Linked DNA regions of Mus musculus: region 1 is linked to region 2. Evidence: chromatin loops called from intact Hi-C (ENCODE). Cell type or tissue: heart. All regions are shown on one strand. Each heading gives the region's core, and the rest is flanking DNA. Links, peaks and the distances in the headings are about the cores only. Region 1 has its middle 16 kb from the start of Gm33958. Region 2 has its middle 22 kb from the start of Gm33489.

Region 1 (2,907 bases), core at 246-2,745, 350 kb before region 2:
AGCTTTAAAGTTTGACAGTTCCCTGAAAACAAGAACTTAATACTATTTAAAAGCACTTATCTCTGCTGGGTCAGGTTTGTGAATTAAATGTGTGTTGGGTTTTTTTCCTCATCCTTGCAAGAACTGCCTTCCTGTAAGTTGTAAGTAGTGACAGGGAGATTTCACAGGGAAAAGAATCACATTAAAAAGGAAAGTGGGCGGGGGTGGGGGAGAAAGAGATAGCTGGGGGAGAGAGACAGAGAGATAGAGAAAGAGATGAGAGAAGAGAGACAGGGAGGGGGGCTTGGGGAGCGAGGAGAAGGGGAGAGGAGGGAGAGCAAGTGGGGGGAGAGGAGAGGGGATGCGGAGTCTTTGTCACTGCCATGGTGCAAGTTTGTTTCCCTAGTGGGGGATTTTCCAGGGGCTCTTAGTGTTGTGGCTTTACGGGGTAAATTCGGTGGAAAGAGGCACACTTCCCGTGCAGAATGTCCTTTTAACTCTCTCTTCTGCTCCTCTGCGCTTTGCCTCTGAATACACAAGAATCTGTATTTGTGACTGCCAAGAGCTTTCTGCTGGGAGGGAGGATGCCTTGTAAATAAATCACTCGTTCACAGCCAGTTAACAGGGAGTGTCTTTCTCACCCGTAATTACGGTTTTGCTTTGAGTTAAGAAGGTTGTTTTTTGGGGGCAATAAATTCTGGTGTCAGTTATCCTTCACTCTCTCTGGAGTGAGCCCTCAGCTGGAAATTGGTGTTCTTAACAGTTGGACCTCTGGGGTCTGGGAGGCTGTACAGCAGAAAATCGACCCAGCGAGGGGGGTGGGGGGGGGGACAGGGGAAAAGGTCCAGGAGGGGAGAAAAGAGGAGGAAAGAGAGATAATAAAGAAGGGGGAAGATAGAGAAGAAAAGTTGATGCGATGACTTTCTAATTTTGGTAATAGGAAATGTGAAAGTTAGGAAAGAAACCTCGGTTCCTATCAACATATCTCATATTGTGGAATTTTGGTGGCGCATTACCCTGAGATGTTTGAAAACTTTCGAAACTGTGTTAGGCCCATGGTTAACTACTTACAGTGGTGTGTGTGTGTGTGTGTGTGTGTGTGTGTGTGTGTGTGTGTACCTATTCTAAAAAGCTTCCGCAACACGAACACACTTGCATTGTTGTGTCACATTGAGAAAACCTTCCAGCTAGAAAATTTCAAGTAGAGTAAGGAGTGAACTCTCCCATGCAGATTGTTGACAGAAAACCTTCCCAACATCAGCTTTAATATTTCTGGGTCAGGATATGATAAAAATAATCCTAACACTTTGAAAACATGATTTTTTTTTTGAGTCCTCTCCACGGTGGGTTCATAGCTTTAGTATTCTGACCCTTTGAGTAAATCTGTGATGATGAATGGCCTAGCAGCCTCTGCCAAGAGTAAAGTCATTTGGTCAGATTTTAGCAATCCCAAGCTGTTGCTAAAGCCCAGTTGGTAAAGCCTGCTGCCAGGGTCAAGGGCTTGTCTGCGTCGCAGGGTATAGCTCTGGTCTTGTGCTTCACGTGACAGGCGGGGTTATTTAAGGCAGGAGTATGTGGTACTAGTCCAGCTGTGTGCCTTTGTCCTGTTTCTGTTTTATGTATGGGCCAGGCATGTGGGATCTGGCTGTCTTGACCTATGATATTTCCATGTGATCCCAGCTTGGAAGTTGTCCGAGGGAGCAGGAGACCGGGGTGGAGGCAAGGGTGTGCTCTCAAACAAAACACATCCGGATTTGATTTCTGGCTCTGAAAATCTTTGCTGGGTCATCTTGGGCAAACTATTCTTTCGTTTCTATATGAAATGGGCATTGAGTGCCTACAAGAAGACACTGCCTTCTGACCTAGCCCACATTCTTAGCTTGGACAAACCTGAAAAGCTCTGCTTTGCAGATGACATCAGGACGAGGATTTGGTTTCTTCCCTGCTTTCTTTACTGCTACCCTGGTTCAGGTCACCAATAAATTCTCCGGGATTATCACATCAGTTTCTGAATCCAGCCTCTAACTCATCAGGCAGGGTGAATCTCTAAAGATATGTGCTGAAAACTCACAGTCCATCCTGCTCATTCAGCATAAAACTGAAAAGCAAGCCGGGCGTGGTGGCTCACGCCTTTAATCCCAGCACTGGGGAGGCAGAGGCAGGCGGATTTCTGGGTTCCAGGCCAGCCTGGTCTACAAAGTGAGTTCCAGGACAGCCAGGGCTACACAGAGAAATTCTATCTCGAAAAACAAAAACAAAAACAAAAAAACTGAAATGCTTACCATGCCCTCGGAATTCCCATGTGTGGCGGCAGATGTTTGCAAATCTAACCGGGAAGTAGAGGCCAGAAGAGGGGAGGATTGAAAATTCAAGGCCAACTTCAGCTACATTAGAACCCTGCCTCAAGAAGAGGAAGTAAAAAAAAAAAATTAAATTTTGTTCCTTTAATTTTGTTCCTTCTTAATTCTCTGACCTGGTCTGTATAGGCTATGCTGCTGACAAGGCGATTTGAACCTCTTGTTATTCCTAGAACATAAGAATGCTTCTGCCTCAGGGGACTGTGCTTGCCTCCAAGCCCATTCCCTTTCCCATCCCCAGACCCACACTTCATATTTCTCAGCAGCCTACACTCTACACTACAGGGTGGTTGGGTTGTCTCTGGTCTGCCTTGGGATGCAGGTTGGATAAGAGCAGGGAGTGTGTGCTTCTTGCTGATTTCTGTATCTGTAGCACTTGGAAAAGTGTCTGGTGGATTAGCAGAAAACCAGAAACGACAATGACTGTTAGAAAACATGTATTTCCGTCTCATGGGGTGAAGTCTGGGGGCAGACGCCCCAAGGCTAAAGTGGGCATCTATAAAAATGAAGGACCAGTCTCTTTCTGCTTGGCTGTTTCCTCTTCCTTCCACTGTCTCACATGCTTCTTCTT
Region 2 (2,907 bases), core at 148-2,647:
AGCCTTGGTAGAAGAGGATATCACTCCAAAGCCTCTGGGACTTCAGGTTTCATGGGGTAAAGACAAATTTCCCCATTCTTATCTAAACAGAAGAATTCCACCCGCTCCGGCTCCATCTTCCTAGAATCTTTATGCATCTCTTCCTTCTAGCAGCTCCTCCTCTTTCCTTCCCCTCCTCAGCGGAGAGCTATAGAGAAGCAAGTTGCTTTGGTAAACTCCGTCATCCCTCTCAAGCATATATTGAGCATCTGCGGCACACCAAGCACTGTATGCTAATGTGATAATGGGAAAGACAGGCCAAGTGGAAACACTGCTATCTAAGGAATAAAGAATAAGCATTGGGCTAGCAAGAGGCCATCTCTCACACAGCCCTGCCTCCTCTACCAGGGTTCACTGAGATTCATGGGAATCTGGAACCCAGTTGAGCGAGCACTGAACTCTGCCGGCAGACTTTTCTCCGGCCTGTTTTTGCGTTTGCTCGTTCGCCCCTGAAACAGCAGGTGTGATGTCCTTTACCTTAAACATGCTTGCCAGTAGTAACCTCTGACCTCCCAGAAACTGCTTGGCCTTTCTAAAATACACGGAATTTTAATTTGCTCATTCTTTTTTTTTTTTTAACCATCAAAAGATAATTAAATTACCACTGTTTTAATTAAAATAGCATTGTTGGCAAGGATGTCATTGTTTCCCAGTCCTCTATTGCACCATTCCTCAAAGGTATAGCTGAGGTGCGAGGTGAAGACATTCCTTCCTCTAGCCTCAACTCTCAGTGAAGATGATGTACCTCACCAGGCCACCTAACCTTGAGGGTCAAGAGCACAGGCAAGACCCTCTAAGCTACAAACCTGTCACTACTACCACAAGGCCAAAGGCTGATGCTGCTCACAGTCTAACTTGACTTATTTTCCCCTTCTTCTCAATTGGCCTCTCTTCCAGGGGTGAAGCCTTGGAAGCACATGGATAGCCAACTCCCTACAACACTCTTCCTGCTGAATTCTGAAAGTGTGGTCAGGATTCTCAGGAATCTTTAGACGCAGGCAAACAAGGCAAAGGGAATCCAAGCTATTTTAGGAAAGTTTTTCAAAGATGGAGAAAACCACAAAAGGTCCCTTTAGCATTGTTATCTACAGTAAGAAGAGAGGCAGACACCAGGTGTGCTGATGTGATTGGAATGGAAGCTTTGGCTGATGAGGCCCAGGTTGAGATAATTAAGAAAATGAAGCAGGGTTTCCTCTAGGATGCTAGTGCTGACTTTGAGCTAGAATGGTCAAGAAGATTCCAGAAAGCAGAAAAGCCTTTACCTGCTGCTGTTCCACAGTGAGGCCTTTCATTTACTACAGATCTTTAGGAATGCTGTAGCGAGCCTAAACCTTAAAGTGGAGAGGAGACATCTGAGCAGAGGGGCTTCTGGCTCAGACCTGGGTCTTGGGTCTTGTACCTTAACTGTTTGTTTATTTTTATTGGGCTTTCCAGACGCAAGCCCTCCTCAGGAACTCTGGGAAGCACAAAGAAGAAAGATGCTGGGACAGGGTAAATCTCAGGGGAGGGATCAGGGAGGGGACATCTGGGATGTGACTTATATAATCTCTGAGTTTCCTCTAGACAGCTGCTGTTGTCCTGTCCAGAGGCTGAAAAAAACCAGAGCATCTTTGCTTCCTTCCTGCCCGCCATTCATTGGTCAAAAACTATCATTTATGAAAGGAAGCCAACTCTCACCATTGTCCTTTCAAGATAGTACCAGAAGCCTGAGCATAGTCTCCTGACAAAGGAACATGGGGGTTCCTTGGGATACCTGGACCTAGAGTACCCCCAAAGTGTGAAAGGGTCCCAACAGCAAAGTTGGCTGCAGTTGGTTCCCTGGCTGCAGGAGCTATGGCCAGAGTGTGTCCCCCATTCCTTAAGTCTGTGTGTAGATGTCTCAGTCTCCACGGTGACTATTTGGATGTGAGATCTTTAGGATGGAATTCAAATTAAATAAGGTCACAAGGGTGGGCCCCAATCTAGTAGGGCTGTTGGTCTTACAAGAAGAGAAGGGGACAGCAGAGGTCTCTGTCCCTTCAGAGGAAGAGAGAAAGGGACATGTGAAGACACAGCCAGAAGGCAGCCAGGGAGTGTGACCAGGATCTGCAGTTGAATGGCATTTGGTCGTGGATTTCTGAGCCCCTAGAACTGTAAGAAATGAATGCCTGCTGTTTAAGCCACCTGATCTGTGACATTTTGCTAGAACAGCACAAGCGGACTAAGAACGATGCAGTAACCCTTAGCTGGTTCATCACAATATCCGTGAGAGAGCTCTGCTAAGACAGTCTGCAGTCCCAGGTACAGTGGGATCCAAGTGGCCACTCCTAATCTGCCATTCCTTAGCCCCTGCCATTGGTACAACAGTTAGGGTCCACTTGAGATCCTCTGGGTTTCGCCTCTTGCTTCTTTACCTTAACTTGCTTCAGTAACTAACCTTGCTTGATAGCATAGAAGTGGGACATACCAGGAGGGTATTCAGTATACGGCCATTCCTCCCCTACTGCTCAGTCAACCTACAAGGAATGAGAAGCCAAAGAACCAACCTGTACCCCAACTCCCTGCTCATTCTTCAGTTTGGAGAGGCTGCAATGAGGCAGGAACCTTCTAGAGGACAGGAGTCTGGTTATCCTGCTCATGTGACAATTAGGTGACAGTTGTTAGCAACCAACCACCTAGACTCTACTGAGCCCAGCACTACAGGGCAGAGGCTTCAAAAGCCACAGACTGTATTCTCTAGCAGAGGGGACAGTGCCTCGTGGGGTCTGAAGCCCAGCTGTTGACTTCTGGATCTGGCCTGCCTCTCATCGGCCAGCAGCTTCAGAGAGGAAGAGAGAGGTCCCGCTGCAGACAGAGACCTGGAATCAGTTTTGTCTCGTCCTCCTCCAT

The links. Peaks named below come from ENCODE experiments on the same cell type or tissue, not always from the same donor. Only the 100,000 strongest peaks of a DNase experiment are listed, where the experiment ranks them.
Region 1: a loop joins it to region 2, with 2.3 times the contacts of the local background. A loop is called at or near these places in 2 of 42 quality-filtered maps.

Annotation. Positions count from the first base shown.
Region 1 is chr13:44,414,810-44,417,716 of GRCm38, reverse strand. No RefSeq gene overlaps it. Among named protein-coding and RNA genes, the nearest start is that of Gm33958, 16 kb to the right of the region's middle. In heart, for the core only: no CTCF peak of the experiment used is centred there; a DNase peak (open chromatin) is centred at 1,606; H3K27ac peaks cover 1,818 bases.
Region 2 is chr13:44,066,154-44,069,060 of GRCm38, reverse strand. No RefSeq gene overlaps it. Among named protein-coding and RNA genes, the nearest start is that of Gm33489, 22 kb to the right of the region's middle. In heart, for the core only: no CTCF peak of the experiment used is centred there; a DNase peak (open chromatin) is centred at 1,610; H3K27ac peaks cover 1,895 bases.